Regions from separate parts of the Homo sapiens genome. Here region 1 is linked to region 2. A link is a loop called in an ENCODE intact Hi-C map of the cell type or tissue named here. Cell type or tissue: K562. All regions are shown on one strand. Each heading gives the region's core, and the rest is flanking DNA. Links, peaks and the distances in the headings are about the cores only.

Region 1 (9,350 bases), core at 596-8,595, 230 kb after region 2:
AATTTTCAGGACCTCAGGAATCCAATCACCATGGCTGTGACAGAGGGGAGGGAGAGAGAACACAGTGATCACAAGACCTCCCTTACCACTCTCTTGCTTCTCCCTGACTCCTGGATTTTAAGAGGCCAACTTCTGGAATCAGGATATTGGACACATACTTAGGGTTAGTCCAAGTGAAAAAGGCCCTTATCTGGGTAGACATTCCTTTCCTGGGATTGGCATATTTGCAGAACTTCAAATGGTCTAATAGTGGAAGTCATGTTTGAGCTAAGTCTTGGAGGAAAAGAAGGAGGTAGGTTACAGTAGAATCAGGAAGAGCATTTCAGACAGCAGAATGACAAGTGTTTAGAAGCATTAGAAAGGCATCAGAGAGCTATTTGATTTGGAGCCTCGAGTGCTGGGTGAAGAGGAGAAGGACAGGAGATGGGGCTGGTAAGGTGGTGTATTATAGTGGCTACCTAGCATTCATTATGTTTGGGAATCACTCCCTATGAAGCAAAACCTGTATCTCACAATAGAGGCTGAATAGACTAGTTCTTCCTTATCCAACCTCTCTTTCAGCAAGGATATGGACAAAGAATTTTGGCTAGGCCAATCAAACACATCCGTTTCAGATTTTGAATCAAAGAAGGTTGCAAGGAAGCAGTGGCCATATAAAGTTATCCGCTAGTGACGGGAGGTGGCAGCAGTGAAGCTGCATCCTGTTTCCAGCAGCAGTATTCAGGGCCCAGCATCCTTGGGGCCAGTAGTGTCCACCACAGCATTGAATGTAGTAGTGTCTGTGCCAGACCAGGTCTATGGCATGATTCTGAGCATTGCTTCTGGTTACTATCCACCATGTGTAGTTTTCCATTCCTACTGCAGCTTTTACGTGCTTCCCAACATTTTCTTATTTTCTTTTCTCTTTTTATTTATTTATGTATTTTAAGACGGTCTCCCTCTGCCACCCAGGCTGGAGTACAGTGGTGCAATCGTAGCTCACTGAAGCCTTGAACTTATGGGCTCAAGCGATCTTCCCTCCTCAGCGTCCCGAAGTGCCGGGACTACAGGTATGAGCCACTGCATCCAGCCCCACATATATATAGTTTTTCTTTTTTTAAGATGGAGTCTTGCTCTGTCACCCAGGCTGGAGTGCAGTGGCATGATCTTGGCTCACTGCAACATCTATCTGCCGGGTTCAAGCGATTCTCCTGCATCAGCCTGCCAAGTAGCTGGGATTACCAGCGTGTGCCACCATGCCCAGCTAATTTTCATATTTTTAGTAGAGATGGGGTTTCACCATGTTGGCCAGGCTGGTCTTGAATTCCTGGCCTCATGTGATCCTCCTGCCTCGGCCTCCCAAAGTGCTGGGATTACAGGCGTGAGCCACTGCACCTGGTCCCATATATATACATATATATATTTATTTTTTATTTTATTTTATTTTATTTTTATTTTTATTTTTTTGAGATAGAGTCTCACTCTGTCACCCAGGCTGCAGTGCAGTGGTGTGATCTTGGCTCACTGCAACATCTGCCTCCTGGGTTCAAGCGATTCTTCTGCCTTAGCCTCCCAAGTAGCTGGGACTACAGGCGCTCACCACCACGCCTGGCTCATTTTTGTATTTTTAGTAGAGACAGGATTTCACCATATTGGCCAGGCTGGTCTCCAACTCCTGACCTCATGATCCACCTGCCTCCGCCTCCCAAAGGGCTAGGATTACAGGGGTGAGGCACTGCGCCCAGCCAATATTTTTTTTAATACATTCATATTCTGCTTAAATAGGCTAGATTTGGCTTGCATCTCAGACTCCTGAGCAAGGGAGGATGAGTTTGAAAAAAATTTAATTTTTTTTTTAAGTCTTTCAGAAGAGCAAGACTTGGTGAGGGAGTGAGAAAAGGAAAGCTGTTTAGGGTGGCTTCAAGATTTCTGTCTCTTGGCTGTTCCATCCATTCTGTCACGCAAGCCAAAAAGGCGCTAGGCCCCTTTCCCTATCTCCTCCAGCCAGTCTCAAATGCAGAGTAAAATCCAGCTCTTGGCTGGGCACCGTGGCTCATGCCTGTAATTCCAGCACTTTGGGAGGCCGAGGAGGATGGATCACCTGAGGTCAGAAGTTTGAGACCAGCCTGGCCAACATGGTGAAACCCCATCTCTATAAAAAATACAAAAATTAGCCAGGAGTAGTGTTCACGCCTGTAATCCCAGCTACCAGGGTGGCTGAGGGAAGAGAATCGCTTGAATCCCGGAGGTGGAGGTTCCAGTGAGCCAAGATGACACCACTACACTCCAGCCTGGGAGACAAGAGTGAAACTCTGTCTCAAAAAAAAAAAAAAGAAAAAAAGAAAAAAAAATCCATCTCTGCATCTGACGTTTTCAGTGCCTCGATTCTGTATTCCTGGAGCAGAAGTCATCCCATTCCTCAAATTTTTATTTTTCATGATTATGGATGCTTGTCAGGAACTGGATCAGTTTACCATTCTCTTTGGAAATTGCCGAGGATTGCTGACTAATCTCTGGTGGAGTGCGGAGATGCCACTTCTATTCTGGAGTTCTTCCCCAGCTCCTGCTTTTTTCTTTTCTTCCTGGCTTGGCCTCACTCATTCATCATCTCTGTCCCTCATCTCTCTCGTTTGCCTTCCAATTAAATCTCTTTTAACATTTTCTATCTGAAATAATGGTACCACCAGAGTGGGGCACAGTTTGAATCCCCTCCCTGTACAGTTGAGGACTTGGAGAAGCAACAGTACTGAAGCCTTGGTTAGCATATAAAGTTCTGGAAGCCTGGACTGAACCATGGGGCTGATTTGTACTTCATCACAGGTTATAGCAACGAGGCCATTTCCTGGAAGCAATATTATTGAGCCGGTATTTGAATTTGGGCAAGGTAGGGGTGGTAGGATGTCCTTGGACAAATAGAAATAGACTGAGGAGGCCGGGCACGGTGGCTCATGCCTGTAATCCCAGCACTTTGGGAGGCCGAGGCAGGCGGATCACGAGGTCAGGAGATGGAGACCATCCTGGCTAACACAGTGAAACCCCGTCTCTACTAAAAATACAAAAAAAAAAAATTAGCCAGGTGTGGTGGCAGGGGCCTGTAGTCCCAGCTGCTTGGGAGGCTGAGGCAGGAGAATGGCGTGAACCCAGGAGGCCGAGCTTGCAGTGAGCTGAGATCACACCACTGCACTCCAGCCTGGGCAACAGAGCAAGACTCTGTCTCAAAAAAAAAAAAAAAAAAAAGAAAGAAACTGAGGAGAAAGAACAAGCATATTCCTAGTGGCCAGTCTAGACTGAGAATAGTTATTGGTCTGAGCTCAAGTGACAGTTAGGAAATCTGTCTGTTCCCGAGGCCTCAGGCTGATTGTCAAGGGTACAGGCAGATGATGTTCTCTATTATCTCAACATGTCCAAGTAGCATGGTCCCGGCTTCCCATATGAATGGTCAGTGTGTGCTTGGAGGTGTGCTGGACAGTGTCACTCACCTGGATGCCTTCCTATGGAATCAAGCACCAATTGGCATATACCTTGCATCCATTTTTGGCAAGCTGGGAGATATTCTTGATAACCCATAACTTCCCCAAGCTGCCAAGGTTTGGAAGGTACCTGGGGTGAAGGGCGAAGGGCTTGGAAAGAATCATGCCACAGCTACTGGGAAAGGGCATGTTCTGGGTAGAGGGACGCAATGAGCTCTTTATAACCAAACTCCACTGTGGTAAGGTAGATGAATCAATTATTCTGTCGGTAGGTGATACAACAGAGGTCCTTCATCCACCCAGTTAACGCCATGCTCTGCATGGTCTTTGTTGATAAGTAGATATGAAATACCCTAAATAGCTTCTAGAACTGGGCCACAAATTGGGGGTTGCCATAAAACCACCTTTAATGCTTTGAAGAGACTATGAAGGACATGTAGGGTCATATAAAAGTACTTGAGTGGATGTTCCATCCCTCCAAATTAATGGTGCAGATTTCTCAGTATTACAAGTTTCCCTGTGACTCGGGGGTGGTCACACAATCTTAGTTATTCACTACTTTGCCCATTGCCTCTGTTTGTTGCAACTGGGGCTGATTGGCCACAATGTTTTCAGGCTGAAGAATTTTTAGAAAGAGTCTACCTTTGTGCCTCCCAGAAATCTACCTTCTAGATTAGGGTATTTGCAGCCAGGCATGGTGGCTAATGCCTATAATCCCAGCACTTTGGGAGGCTGAGGTATGGTGGCACGAGCCTGTGGTCCCAGCTACTCGGGAGGCTGAAGTGGGAAGATCGCTGAAGTTCAGGAGGTTGAAGCTGCAGTGGGCTGTGATTGTGCCACTGCACTCCAGCCTGGGTGACAGAGCAAGACCCTGCCTCAAAAAACGAAAAACAGGCCAGGCGCGGTGGCTCACGCCTGTAATCCCAGCACTTTGGGAGGCCTAGTCGGGTGGATCACGAGGTCAGGAGATCGAGACCATCCTGGCTAATACAGTGAAACTCTGTCTCTACTAAAAATACAAAAAATTAGCCGGGCATGGTGGCGGGCACCTGTAGTCCCAGCTACTCGAGAGGCTGAGGCAGGAGAATGGCGTGAACCCGGGAGGTGGAGCTTGCAGTGAGCCGAGATCACACCACTGCACTCCAGCCTGGGTGACAGAGCGAGACTCCGTCTAAAAAAAAAAATGCCTCAGGCTGGGTGCAGTGGCCCAGGCCTGTAATCCCAGTACTTTGGGAGGCCAAGGCAGGAGAATCACTTGAGTTTAGGAGTTTTAGACCAGCCTGGGCAACAGAGTGAGACCTCATCTCACTCCTGGGCTCAAGTGATCCTCCTGCCTCAGCCTCCTGAGTAGTTGAGACTACAGGCATGTGCCACCATGCCTGGCTAATTAAAAAAATTTTTTTTTGTAGAGAAAGGGTCTTGCTATGTTGCCCAAGCTAGTCTAGAACTCCTGGGCTCAAATAATCTTCCTGCCTCGGCCTCACACAGTGGTTGGATTACAGGCATGAGCCATCACACTCTGCCCCAAGGTACATTTCTCTAACTTCAGAAGGTTTATCCGTTTGGAAAGGCAGAGGGGCTCAGTGGCTCTGGCCAATTCATTCTTGGTTGAATTGTGCCACTTATGCTCCTGTTTGAAAAGCCGGAGACAGTGGCTCATGCCTGTAATCCCAGCACTTTGGGAGGCTGAGGCGGGTGGATCACTTGAGGTCAGGAGTTCCAGACCAGCCTGGCCAACATGGCAAAACCCTGTCTCTACTAAAAATACAAAAATTAGCCGGGCATTGTGGCACACACCTGTAGTCCCAGCTACTCCGGAGGCTGAGGCAGGAGAATCACTTGAACCCGGGGGGGCAGAGGTTGCAGTGAGCCGATATTGCGCCACTGCACTCCAGCCTGGGCGACAGAGTGAGACTGTCTCCAAAAAAAGAAAAAAAAAAAAAAAAAAAAGAAAAAAAAAAGTAAAGAAAAGCCAGAACAACAGTGCCCTCTGCTGGAGTCTAAGAATGGGATCTCCAGCTGTCTCCTAACAGGTAGTTCACCAAAGAGGCAGCTCAGAGAGGCAAGGAGACTAGGAGATTGAGCAGAAGACATTCCAGCCAGGCTTGGGAAGACTACCTTTTGTGTCCTCTAACAGGATCCAGGAAATGAGAACGTAAGTAAGACGAGTTCAGCTTTCACCAGAAACTCAAGGTTGAGCCTTTCTTTAAAGAAATTCATTTGGAATTGGAAATGAGAGCAACTCTGAGGACTCATTAGTGAATTCCTCAGGGAAGGGAAATGATAAGGGCAGCAGTGGGATAAGCTGGAGTGAGGCCCTTTGGATGTGCACAGCTTGAAGGTCAGCATGTCTGTGGCTAGAGGGTAGTCACTGGAGAGTCTGGCAAGGAGAGGTCATTTGTCTCAATTGTCTCAAGACAAGAACAGGCATAATCTTTCCCTACCACCCAAATCTCGCAGAGATTTTCTCTGTGACTCCGGTCAATGAACAGTGTTCTGGGTGCCTGGACTTGTGTTATGGTGAGAGCTAGGCTGACACAAGATTTTCATACAACAAGGCAAGGAGTTTTCTCAAAGAAGGGCCAGATTAGAGGGAATTTGTCTAGAATAAAGAACAGGGCCCTCCTGGACCAAGAGGAGTGTCAGGTATGAAGCTAAGAATAAATAGGATGGCCTGGCACAGTGGCTTATGCCTGTAATCCCTGCACTTTGGGAGGCCAAGGTGGGTGGATCACCTGAGGTCGATAGTTCGAGACCAGCCTGGCCAACACGATGAAATCCCGTCTCTACTAAAATACAAAAAATTAGCTGGGTGTGGTCGCATGTGCCTGTAATCCCAGCTAGTCAGGAGGCTGAGGCAGGAGAATCGCTTGAACCCGGGAGGCGGAGGTTGCAGTGAGCCGAGATCGCCCCACTGTACTCCAGCCTGGGCAACAAGAGCAAAACTCTGTCAAAAAAAAAAAAAAAAAAAAAGAATAAATAGGAGAGCAAGGTTCAAAGCTGGTGTTGAGAGAGATTCAGCAAAGGAAAGGACTGATACAGGATTGTGCTTCCCTGGGCAGGACAGAAGGGAAAGCTTGGGCACTCAAGACTCCAGAGTAGAAGGTAAATGAACCCTGGAAGCTGGGCTGAATCTGCAGGAGCAACCAGTATTAGAAAGAGGAATGGTGAGCCTGGGAGGGACAGGAATCTCCCAACTGGTAGACATGAGAGTTCTGGTCACTGGTCGGGGTGCTCTTCTGTGGGTAGTGAGTTGACCAGCCTCTTTCAGGGCCTAGATGAAATATCCTTTGAAGCCAGCCAGCGTTTTTTGTACCTCAAGGAATCTTATGGTTAAAAATATTGTTTTCCAGGTATCCTATCCTGGCAAGTATGTCTTGAGTAGCGGACAAAGATATTCTAGCCACAGGAAAGGTATATGTTCTATATGTAAATAGTGAACTTACATATGATTTATAACTTTTCCTCCATCATCTGTTGTAAAGTTTTATGTGCTAGGTCTTAGGTACGTTACATACATTATTTTATTTAATGTCCACAATACACCTTTTTTTGTTTGTTTGTTTTTTTTTTTTTGAGGCAGAGTCTTGCTCTGTTGCCCAGGCTGGAGCACAGTGGCATGATCTGAGCTCACTGCAACCTCCGCCTCCCAGGTTCGAGAGATTCTCATGCCTCGGCCTCCCAAGTAGCTGGGATTACAGGCACCCGCTAACACATGTGGCTAATTTTTGTATTTTTAGTAGGGATGAAGTTTCACCATGTTGGCCAGGCTGGTCTTGAACTCCTGACCGCAGGTGATCTGCCTGTCTCGGCCTCCCAAAGTGCTGGGATTACAGGTGTGAGCCACCGCACCCGGCCTCTCCACAATAAGTCTCTACTTATTGTGCAGTCTCTACAATAAGTCTCTACAATAAGGCAGACATTATTGTCTCCATTTATAGGTGAGGAAACTGAGGCACTATGAATTTGCTTAGTGTGAGTTAGCCTCCTGAATTTGAACATCTTTGGATACTTGATAAACTGAGTTTCTTTTTGTTTTTGAGTCAGTCTCACTCTGTCACTAGGCTGGAATGCACTGGTGCAATCATGGCTCACTGCAGTCTCAACCTCCTGGGCTCAAGTGATCCTCCCACCTCAGCCTCCCAAGTACCTGGGACTACAGGCATGCGCCAATACACCTGACTAATTTTTTGTAGAGACAGGGTCCCACTGTATTGCCCAGGCTGGTCTCAGACCCCTGGGCTCAAGTGATCCTTTTGCCTAAGCCTCCCAAAGTGCTGGGATTACAGGTATGAGCCACTGCACCTGGCTTAAACTGAGTTTCTGAAGTCAAGGATAGACCAAAGTATGTTCCCCACATCCATTTGCCTCTTTGATTTTTCTATTTTGATTCTTTATCAGGAGGAAAAGGTAGGAAGGAGGCAGGGACTGGCAGAATGTTTGATTACACGTGTTGACTCACCTCTGTGAGTTTTCATTATGACTCTAATAAGGAAAGCTTGAGTGGGCCCTTTTGAGTTGAATGTTAATACACTCACACCCACTAGGAGGAAAAAAAAACCTATCGTTCTTCAAGGAAAAATTGTGAATGACTTAAAAATATCATGATAGTAACAGTGTTAAGAATGAAAAGTGTGACTATTAATAGGTTCATTTTTATAGTTGCTGTTAAAGGCCTAGCTAAGGGACCAGGCAAGGAATGTGGCTGATTTGAACCACAGAATGGTTGAAGTGCTAAAACCAGATGGACAGAAAGGTGTCAAGCAGTTTGAGTGAATGTATTAACAAGGTGAAATCAACCAGGAAGAAACTGGGACCAGGGAACCATTCTGGAGACAAATGAAAGTCTTTCAAGATTGTTTAGCTTGTGGAAAAGGGTGACTGGAGATTCAGGAACTGTGGGTTCCCTGAATTAATGGACATAGAATTTGGGATGAGAAAGACCAGGGTAAGCAAGGTAGATGTGGACTTGCTAGGAGACGAAGAGAATGCTGTATTTTACCCATAATCTCCCTGCCCCACGTTGTGAATTTCCCAAACCAGTTCTGAGGTAATAGAAAAGTAGGAGGCATGTTCCCCATGGTGGTCCATAAGGTCAAACCCTTCCCAGCCAGCCACATATTTCAAGCAACCTCAGCAGTAGCAGGATTCAGAACCATCTGAGCTCTGTTGCACTTTTCTGCCCATATGTTAAATAAAATGAGAACTAAGAGTTTACCATTTAACTTAGCAATATGTGAGTCATTGGTAAATGGATACAGCAGGGTTTTGTTTTGTTTTGTTTTTTAGAGAGAGAGAGTCTCATTCTGTTGCTCAGATTGGAATGCAGTGGTGTGATTATAGCTCAATGCATCCTCAATCTCCTGGGTTCAAGTAATCCTCTCTCCTCAGCCTCCCTGATGGCTGGGACTAAAGGTGCGTGCCACTATGCCCAGCCAATTTTTTTGATTTTTAGTAGAGATGAGGTCTCACTCTGTTGCCCAGGCTGGTCTAAAACTCCTAAACTCAAGCGATTTTCCTGCCTCGGCCTCCCAAAGTACTGGGATTACAGGCCTGGGCCACTGCACCCAGCCTGAAGCAGTTTTAATGGTGTGGTGATGGCAAGTGCCTGGGTTGGTGTGGGCTCAAGAGAGAATGGCAGATCCAGAGATAGGCTGGGCGTGGTGGCTCACGCCTGTAATCCCAGCACTTTGGGAGGCCGAGGCAGGCGGATCACGAGGTCAGGAGATCGAGACCATCCTGGCTAACACGGTGAAACCCCATCTCTACTAAAAATACAAAAACTTAGCTGGGCATGGTGGCGGGTGCCTGTAGTCCCAGCTACTCAGGAGGCTAAGGCAGTAGAATAGCATGAACCCGGGAGGCAGAGCTTGCAGTGAGCTGAGGTTGGGCCACTGCACT
Region 2 (9,350 bases), core at 589-8,588:
TGAGGATGCAGTGAGCTATGATTGCACCACTGTACTCCAGCCTGGGCAACAGAGCAAGACCCTGTCTCAATAAATAAATAAATAAATAAATAAATAAATAAACAAACAAACAAACAATGTGCTTTTCTCTTAGAGTTGTTGGGAGGAGTAAATAATTCAATATGTAAAACACTTAGAACAATTGGCCAGGCACAGTAGCTCACCCATGTAATACCAGCATTTTGGGAGGTTGAGGTGGGAGGATTGCTTGAGCCCAGGAGTTAGAGACCAGCCTGGGCAACATAGCAAGACCCTGTCTCTCTCTCTCTCTTTTTTAAATTTATTTAATTAAAAAGAAAAAAAAATGAAAAGAAAAGAAAAAACAACACCTGGTACATAGTAGGTGATTAAGTGTTAGCTCTGATTATTATTTCTCCCTAGGGCTATTTTATTAGTGTTGGGGTATGAGAACAGGATGATGGGACAGAGAGAATTAGAAGTAGGGGAGGACGGCCAGGTGTGGTGGCTCATGCCTGTAATCTCAGCACTTTGGGAGGCCAAGGCCGGTGGATTATGATGTCAGGAGTTCGAGATCAGCCTGGCCAATATGGTGAAACCCCATCTCTACTAAAAATACAAAAATTAGCCGGGTGTGGTGGCACATGCCTGTAGTCCCAGCTACTCGGGAGGCTGAGGCAGGAGAATCACTTGAACCCGAGAGGAGGAGGTTGCAGTGAGCCGAGATCAGGCCACTGCACTCCAGCCTGGGCGACAAAGCGACACTCCGTCTTAAAAAAAAAAAAAAAAAAAAAAAAAAAGGCCGGGTGCGCTGGCTCACTCCTGTAATCCCAACACTTTGGGAGGCTGAGGTGGGTGGATCACGAGGTCAGGAGTTCGAGACCAGCCTGACCAACATGGTGAAACCTCGTCTCTGCTAAAAATAAAAAAAATTAGCTGGGTGTGGTGATGCATGCCTGTAATCCCAGCTATTCGGGAGGCTGAGGCAGGAGAATCACTTGACTCTGGGAGGCGGAGTTTACAGTGAGGCAAGATCGTACCACTGCACTCCAGCCTGGGCCACAGAGCAAGACACTGTCTCAAAAAAAAAAAAAAAAAAAAAAAGTAGGGGAGGAGGAGAACCAGGCAGCAGATGTCAGTAGAGAGGAGGGGGGAAACCTGGGGTGGGTATGGACAGCCCTTTTAATGGGTGAATGGTGCCTGGGTGAATAGTGCCTGGGTGAATGGTGCCCTGGCAGTGCTTGGGCGGTTAGAGTGTCAGTGCAGCACACCCCTTCCCCCAGAACTTACTCCATCTTTGCCTAAGGATAGAGTCAGCACCAGCTGCCAAAATTCTGGGCAAAAAAAGGAGAGAGACAAGAAGGGGAGGAGTGACTCCAGGTCTAGGGGCCAGCCCCTGGTGAGCCATATCTCAGACTGACCTTCCAGGGCTCTGTGGGTGGCACACTGGAGGCTCCCTGCTGCGAAAATGACTTCTAAATCTGGCTGTGTCTGCCAGCCAGCCTTGAGACAGAGGCCACAACCACCCCCTACCTTGGGACAGCCTCACTGGTCAGGAGTAGGGACAGCAGACACAGGAGGATGTGGTCAATTTGGGGCAGCAGACCTCAGGTTAGTGCAGGATCCTGCTACCCTCCCAATAGAGAGCTTCTTCCTAGGGAAGCCCCTTTCTGCCCTCCATGGGACCCAGTTAATATGGCTTTAGAGGAGTCAAGAGCCGTCTCTTTCAGACTCTCAGGGGAGGGCTGGGACTTCCCTAGATCAGCCACAAATAGGTAAGGAAACCGAGCCCCAGCATATAACTCTGGAATTTCAGAGTGTCAAGGTCAGGAGTGTGAGTGTGATGTGTGTAAGGAGGAGAGGGCCAGGAGAGATAACTGAACAAGAGGACGCAGGAAGTGTATAAAATGTGTCTATGGGGAAGAGGCAGCACTCACTCAGTTGTTCATTTGTTTACTCACTCATTAAACATATATGCCAGGTGCTAGGGACACAAAAGAGACTCAGGCATGCTTCCTCCCTTCAGGGAGCTCTCAAGCTAGGGTGTGTATGATATAGGGAAAGAGATGTGGAAGAGGAAACCCACAGTCATTGCAGTGCAGGAAGATGGCATAATATATGTTAATGAAAGCATTCCTGAGGGACCAGGGAGGATGAAAAGAGGAGCAGCTCCCAGACCATGACTTCTTATGGGGAGTGGAATGTATCTAGGCCTCTGGGAGACAAGTTGCTGAGGGTGCAGATGTTAGTGAAGGAAAGTTTGGCCTGGATACTGCCTCTGCCTCTGCATATCCTAGCATGGGGTGTGCTCCCTCCCTTGAAGCCTCTGGTGCTACCTGGGCTTTTTTAAAATTTTCTTTTCTTTCCTGCCACCCAGGCTGGAGTGCAGTGGTGCGATCTCAGCTCACTGCAACCTCCACCTCCCGGGTTCAAACAATTCTTCTGCCTCAGCCTCCCAAGTGGATGGGATTACAGCCGCGCACCACCACGCCCAGCTAATTTTTGTATTTTTAGTAGAGACAGGGTTTCACCATGTTGGCCAGGGTGGTCTCGAACTCCTGACCTCAAGCTATCTGCCTGCCTCACCCTTCCAAAGTGCTGGGATTACAGGCATGGGCCACCACATCTGGCCATTTTTTTTCTTTTTTCTTTTTCTGAGACAGGGTCTTGCTATGTCACCCAGGCTGGAGTGCAGTGGCACGATTACAACTTACTGCAGCCTCAGCCTCCCCAGCAAAAGTGATCCTTCCACCTCAGCCTCCTGAATAGTAGGAACCACAGGCACGTGTCACCATGCCGGGCTAATTTTTTTTTTTTTTTTTTTTTGGTGGAGACGGGGTCTCCCTATGTTGCCCAGGCTGATCTCAAACTCCTGGGCTCAAACGATTCTCCCATCCTGGCCTCCCCAAATGTTGGGATTACGGGTATAAGCCACTGCACTCAGCCTACATAGCCTTTTGTGAGTCCTTTTATGGATAGATTTTCCATTCATCCATCTATTCATCCATCCACCCACCCATCCATCTATACATTCCACATCCACTTATCCACCCATCCACCAACCTATTTGTCATCTATCTGGCCATTTATACTTTTTTTCTTCTTTAAGACAGAGTCTCACTCTGTCACTCAGGCTGGAGTGCATTAGTGAGATCTCTGCTCACTGCAGCCTCCGCCTCCAGGGTTCTAGCGATTCTCATGCCTCAGCCTCTTGAGTAGCTGGGATTACAGGCGCCCACCAACATGCCTGGCTAATTTTTGTATTTTTAGTAGAGACAGGGTTTCACCATGTTGGCCAGGCTGGTCTCAAACTCCTGACCTCAGGAGATCCGCCTGCCTTGGCCTCCCAAAGTGCTGGGATTACAGGCATGAGCCACCGCGCCTGGCCCCATTTATACTTCCATCGATTTATTCCTCTGTCCGTGCATCCATTTATTCATGTATCCGTCTATTCACCATTTAACAAAGGCATATGATATGCCCAGGTCAGTGCTGCAAGGGCTAGCCTAGTAGGAGGATGAGTAATATACACAGACAACCACCAATGGGACACCCAGTATGTGCTGCTAATGAAAGCACCTACCTACATGGTGCTTCAGGAGCTAGAACAGGCAAGACCACTCTACCAAGGGAAATCAGAAGAGTCTTCATGGAGGAAGGAACATCTGAGATGGGTTCCAACAGTGGGATACAGGGAAGGGGGACATTCTAGGATGTGGGAAAATGCAGAGAGGTGGGAAAATGCAGAGAGGTAGGAAAACACGTGGCTTTCACAGGGAGCAGAGGCATTAGGGAATGCAGTGGGGCAGAAGAGTGAGTCCTGGAAAGATGTGTGGGAGCCAGAACTTGAAGTATTTCTTGTCTTTTTTGCTTTTTGGGTTTTTTTTTTTTTTTTTTTTTGATATGGAGTCTCACTCTGTCACCCAGACTAGAGTGCAGTGGTGTGATCTCTGCTCCAGTTCCTGGGTTCAAGCGATTCTCCTGCCTCAGCCTCCAGAGTAGCTGGGATTACAGGTGGGCGCCATAACTCTTGGCTAATTTTTTATTTGTATTTTTAGTAGAGACGGGTTTCACCATGTTGGCCAGGCTGGTCTCGAACTCCTGATCTCAAGTGATCCGCCCGCCTCGGCCTCCCAAAGTGCTGAGATTACAGCTGTGAGCCACCATGCCCAGACTGTTTCTTGGTAATGAAGATAAACCATTTGCACTTCGGTGAGAGGAATTGAGGGAGAGGTGAATGATGGAGTTTTTGAGCTGGGAATGTTCTAGTGCCTCCTCAACACCTGGATAATTTTTTTTCCTGCGGCTTGATCGTAACCTCGTTGGTCTTGTTACCTTGTGGAATCCCCTGCTGGACCATGAGCTGCTGGAGGTGATTTAGCTGATTTAGCTCTGTATACCCGACAAGTTTGGCGTGGAGCAGGCTCTCAGAAAATGCTGGAATAAAGAAGGAACAAATGATAAAACTGTGCCACAGGACCGCTGGCATAACAATGCAGTTCAGACATACAGGAAGAAGGATGGCTGCAGCCCGGGGTGATACCCTGCTCCTGAGAGATGACCCTGCCTTCTTGGCTAGCGTCTCTCCAGGAGCTCTCCCAAGAGTCACCACAAGGTGGCGCTATCCCCACTACCGCTCTGAGTTCGGCCAGGGTCTGTCGTGTCAACAGCTGGTGAAGTGCCCACCGCTGACCGTCCAGGGATGGTCTAGACATCTCCTTCCAGCAAGTCCTGAGAGAATGAGGAGCCTGAGTGCAGCTGTGGAAGAGAATAGCTCACAGATCCCAGTTTTAAAGCAAGTGCCGGCTTCATCTGTATTCATCCATTCACTTGACGGTGCCTATTACGTGCAAGGTACAATGTTAAGCTCTCATAAAAGCAACAGTGACCAAGACACAAAGACATAGTTCTTGCCCTCAAGGAGTTCACAATCTAGTTCTGCCTAAATCTTCCTTTCTTATCTCTCTCTCTCTCTCTCTCTCTCTCTGTCTTTCTTGTACACACATACCTGCTCCCCAGGGCCAACCACCTTGACCCAGAAAGCTGTCTCCACGTGAAATCCGCTCTTTGGAACTCTTGCCCCTCCAAATCCAAGTTTCTCCCTGAAGTTGCTGCATGGCCACATTAGTGTGACCCCCGGGAATGCTGTGACTCTTGACTGCTCCTTCTTGACTTGGCTCCTTTTGCTCTTCCCCTGACAGAACCTTTCCTGCTGTCTCTCTTAACATCTCCCATCACATCCACAGCCACTCTGCCAGCACTGGTAGGTTTAGGGACCTCCCCAGAGTAGGCCTGGTACAGGCTAGAGCCTCTTAACACCCTAGAGGCTATAGGGACATGAGGATGGATCTGCAAAAGCACCTTGTGAGACCCTGGTGTCATGCATCTGGAGATGAGGAGTTGGAGAGTCCAGAAAACCAAAGTCCTCAGAAACAGGTCCCTCTCTGGCCTGAGGGCTCTGCCAGCCAAATCCATCCCCTGGCAGAGGCTGCCTTCTTTTCTCACCTTCTCTGGGGGGACCAGGAGACAGCTCTGTAGTGATGGCTATGGGAGACGCCGGTGGGGAGGTGAGGCATTGTGGGACGCTGTCCACTTTCCCAACATGCTCCAGGGCCCATCGTAGTCCTTGGCGGGTTTGGAAGAGGAGGGGAGGGAGGGCTGGTGCTGAGAGTGGGAGCCAGGCCCATCGAGGTCCCAGGAGTGAATGCCTCATTGTTGGCCAGGCCAGAGTCACAGATAATTACCTCAATTAGTGACAATGGGAGAGTAATAAATACAGGCTTAGTGTCTCCTACCCCACCAGGGCTCCGAAGATTAATCCAGGCTGACGGGCGGGCCCTGAAAGGCGTGATGGACAATTCATTAAACTCCCCAAATGCCGCACAACCTGGGCGTGAAGGCTGAGTTAGCCCCCTGGGGGCTGTGCCTTTGTCCCGATTGTGTGTCTCCGCCACAGCAGAGCCGGGCAGCCCCCAGAGAGTGGGGAGGTGAGTGGGGCTCCCCCAGCCGGGCCAGGCGGCGGGAGGATTAGGCCTCGGTCCGGCCCTGGTTGCCCTGGCACACTGGCCCGGCCTGGCTGGAATGTCCGTGGGGGGGAGCTGGCCGAGCAGAGGGGCGGGGCCGACAAGGTGGGGTAAGGGGGGCATACAAAACCAGGGGCAGGAGGAGTTAATTAGACGCCAGCCGAGGAGGGTGAGGGGCCACGATAGGGCTGAGGGGCCGCCAGGGACGGCCCCTTAACTTCCGAGGATTAATAGGGAGGAGGGAAAAGGGAGGGGTTCAGCCCTGGGGGAGGAGAGCTGGGAGCTTCACAGGGTGGAAGTGCCCCCTCTTGCCCCAGCTTGGCACCTAGTTGGCAAGTTGCTGGGAGGTGGGAGGCTCTGGTGGCCTGGACAGGTACCCTCAGCATCCCAAGAATGGCTCTTTCTTCGTCACATGGCACCTACTTAGGGAGGATGATTGGGCAGGAAGGAGAGAAAGGACCCCCTCATTTACAGGGGAAGTAGTGGAAGCAGAAGTGTTTGGGGTCCTGTTCTCAGCCACCCCCTACCCCATGCCCCCTAACCTACTCTGAGGCACAACCAGGAGCTTGAAGCTTTGCTTTCCTGATGAGGCTGGCAGGTTGAAGCCAGGAAGTCCTTAGTGGGGGCTGGAGGTGATGTGAGCACATGGAGTAGGGGCAGCTGTGTGTGCTTGCACCTGTGTGTGCAGACACTGTGCACACAGGTGGGCCTGTGCACAGGGTCTGGCATTCAGCTGGCTTTCAGTTAATGCTTGTTGAATGAATGAATGAACTTCTGTTTTGCTGAGAGCAAATGCATGTGAAGAAGAGAAGTAGCAGCGGGCTGTGCCATGACACAGAGTACTTTGGGCCCTTTCATTCCGAGCCTCCAGCCAGGGCCCAGGGAGGGTAGGGACCACATATCTGAAGAGATGAGCAAATGTTCAGGGAAAATGGAGTGGCAGTGGTTCCTTCACCTTGAAAAGGGGGGAAAATATGGTAGCCTCTAGGAAGCCCCACTTCCTCCTGGGCCTCAGGGAACAGGGCAGCCCTGGCTCCTCCCTGGGAGCCACCCCACCCTGCCCCTCCCAGGGGATGACAAGGGAGCGAGTTGGCGGCAGTTCCCTGGGCATATTTATAACCTGCTGCTCGCTCACCAGCGTCTGCTTTTAGACCAGACGGGGGAGGGGGCAGGGGGGTGGTCTGTCTCATGCTGGGCGCCCCGGCTGGGTGTGGAAAGAGTGAGTAAGGGTGAGTGGTGGGCAGCCCTGCATGGATATTCCTGCTCACACCACAGCCAAACAGCTTATTTTCTCCTCGTTTTGTTATTTTTCTCCCTCTGCGCTGGAGAGGAGGACTGAGCCAGCCTGGGGCGAGGGGGGAGGCTTTGGGGGAGGCTGGACCCTAGGGTATTTGCAGCCCCACTGACAGGGTTTTTCCAGGGTGCGTGTGGCAGAGTGTGTGTGGTGCTGGCTTGCTGACCCCCTGGGGACTGTGCACAGCCTGCCTTTCTTCTCAGCTTTTCCACTCCCCCCAGGATATTTCAGGACTAGTCTTTCCCTCACTTGCTCAGGCCAACGTGTATCCAGCGCCCTGGCACCTGAAGATCAGAGGTGGTGAGAGGTGGCGCATCAAGCACAGTCCTGATGACACCATCCTATGGCCACCACCCTGAGCCTACTGTGGCTCCTGAGACCTTTGTGAGTCTTCTTTCTATGCATAATTGTTCTTCTCCTCAGGATGTACCCGCTCCAGCCCTGTGTGAGGATAGCATAGATGATCACAATAACAAAATGATTAGCTTTTATGTAGTGCTTTGCAGATCCCTCTGCCCTTTTACTTGTTTGTGTGTGTGTGTATGTGTGTTTGTGTTTTATTAGTGCCCATTGAGGGCCCAGCCTAATTCTGCACTTCCCAGCACCATCACCTTTGAAATTCCAGCCCTTGGAAGAGAAGAGCCTCCATGCCGAGGGCTTGAGTATGGGAGTCTGCCCTTAAACTTCATTTATGTGCAGAAGGCTTTACACTTCATTGAGCCTTCATTGCACTCCCTCCATATGCTAACAATATCTGAGGATGTGCTTGATCCCCTGGCCAGACTGTCAACCTCCTCCAAGCAGGCACTATGGTTTATAAATCATTGTATTGCCAACATTTGGCAGATGCCTGGTATAGAAGAGGTGTCAGTGAGTATTCAAATGACCCAGGCTTTCATGTACATCATCTCATCTGAACCTCATCACCTCCCTGAAAGGTTAAGTAACAATAACCATCCCTGTTTGATAGGCAAGGCAACTGAGTCTGAGAAAGTACGAGATTTGCTGAAAGTCTGGGTAGGGGCAGAAAAGAATTCACCACTTTCCCTTGCTCTTCCTCCAGCTCCTGTTTGTCAACCTGGTTCAGAGTGCCCCAGCTTCCAAGCCTGAAAGCTGATACTGACTCCAATTCTTAGAGTTTGAATTTAGGCAAAAGTAGTTGGAGACAGCTGCCAATGCTTTGACTCTACCCTGCTGCTTCATCTCAACTCTGGGCACTGTCCAGCAGGGGCCCAAGCCCCCCCTCCCACCTCTGGCAGCCTATTAACTTCTTATTTGGGGAGTTGAGGGATCTAATAGCCCTTTGGCTTATAGACTGGGCATTCTCTGCAGGGTGCTCTTTATGGAAACCCAAAGCTTTTCAGGTGCCTCTTCCCCAGGATCAATAGGTTTTTATTTCTTCCCCTAGGGTGAGGAATCAGAACTGAGATGGTGCTAGCTTGGCAGGTGGAAAGGAAGGGAAAGGGATGTCGTTGCAGGACTGAGCAGTTCCTGGCTCCATTCCCCTACCCCTACACATATCCCAAAGGTGGTGGGAGGCACCAACAGCAGAAGAGGCCTGAACAGGAGAGGAGGGAATAGGGGAGAAGGGGAAATTCTCAAGCTGGCTGGGAGCAGTTGTTGCTCTTAGGGGATAGGTTGGGTGTTTCACAGCTCCCCTTGCCCTTCTGATCCTCCCCTGTGGGGAGGGGTTAGGATTAGGGACAGACATTAGAGCTTAGAAGGGGTTAGTGTTTGTCTGAAGTTAGGGTTAAGGCTAAGGTTCAACCTAGACCTAGGAACAGGAAGAGGGTTAGAGTTAGAGATAGGTTTAGGGCCGTGGGTAGGATTAGAACTCCCACTGACTCTGGTGAATGTGCACACAGAGGTATCACACTGGTGGTGTTAGTAACAAAATCCTCATTCTGGTTCTTTATGGGAATGGCTAGCTTAGTAGTTTGGTTATGGACCACATTAGGGTTTCCTTTGGTTACATCGGTTTAAGCCTAGCCTGCATTTGGATTCTAGCCTACCTGCTCCCTTCTCTCCCACCAGCA

Evidence for each region. Hi-C counts contacts between places; a loop is a spot of excess contacts. Peaks named below come from ENCODE experiments on the same cell type or tissue, not always from the same donor. Only the 100,000 strongest peaks of a DNase experiment are listed, where the experiment ranks them.
Region 1: a loop joins it to region 2, with 3 times the contacts of the local background. A loop is called at or near these places in 2 of 110 quality-filtered maps.

The regions. Positions count from the first base shown.
Region 1 is chr12:48,749,742-48,759,091 of GRCh38, reverse strand. The region is part of intron 1 of SPMIP11 (sperm microtubule inner protein 11); the gene reads right to left. Among named protein-coding and RNA genes, the nearest start is that of MIR4701, 18 kb to the left of the region's middle. In K562, for the core only: CTCF peaks have their summits at 681 (motif pointing right) and 5,452 (motif pointing left); DNase peaks (open chromatin) are centred at 700 and 5,478.
Region 2 is chr12:48,983,518-48,992,867 of GRCh38, reverse strand. LOC105369757 (a long non-coding RNA gene) reads left to right here and starts at 5,794. Exons shown (of 3, transcript XR_944929.3): 1 at 5,794-5,984; 2 at 7,572-7,698. LOC105369756 (a long non-coding RNA gene) reads right to left here and starts at 5,087. Exons shown (of 3, transcript XR_944926.1): 1 at 5,006-5,087; 2 at 4,632-4,837; 3 at 4,125-4,434. RefSeq lists enhancers at 4,825-4,874, 7,307-7,829. In K562, for the core only: a CTCF peak has its summit at 4,607 (motif pointing right); a DNase peak (open chromatin) is centred at 4,587; H3K27me3 peaks cover 4,050 bases.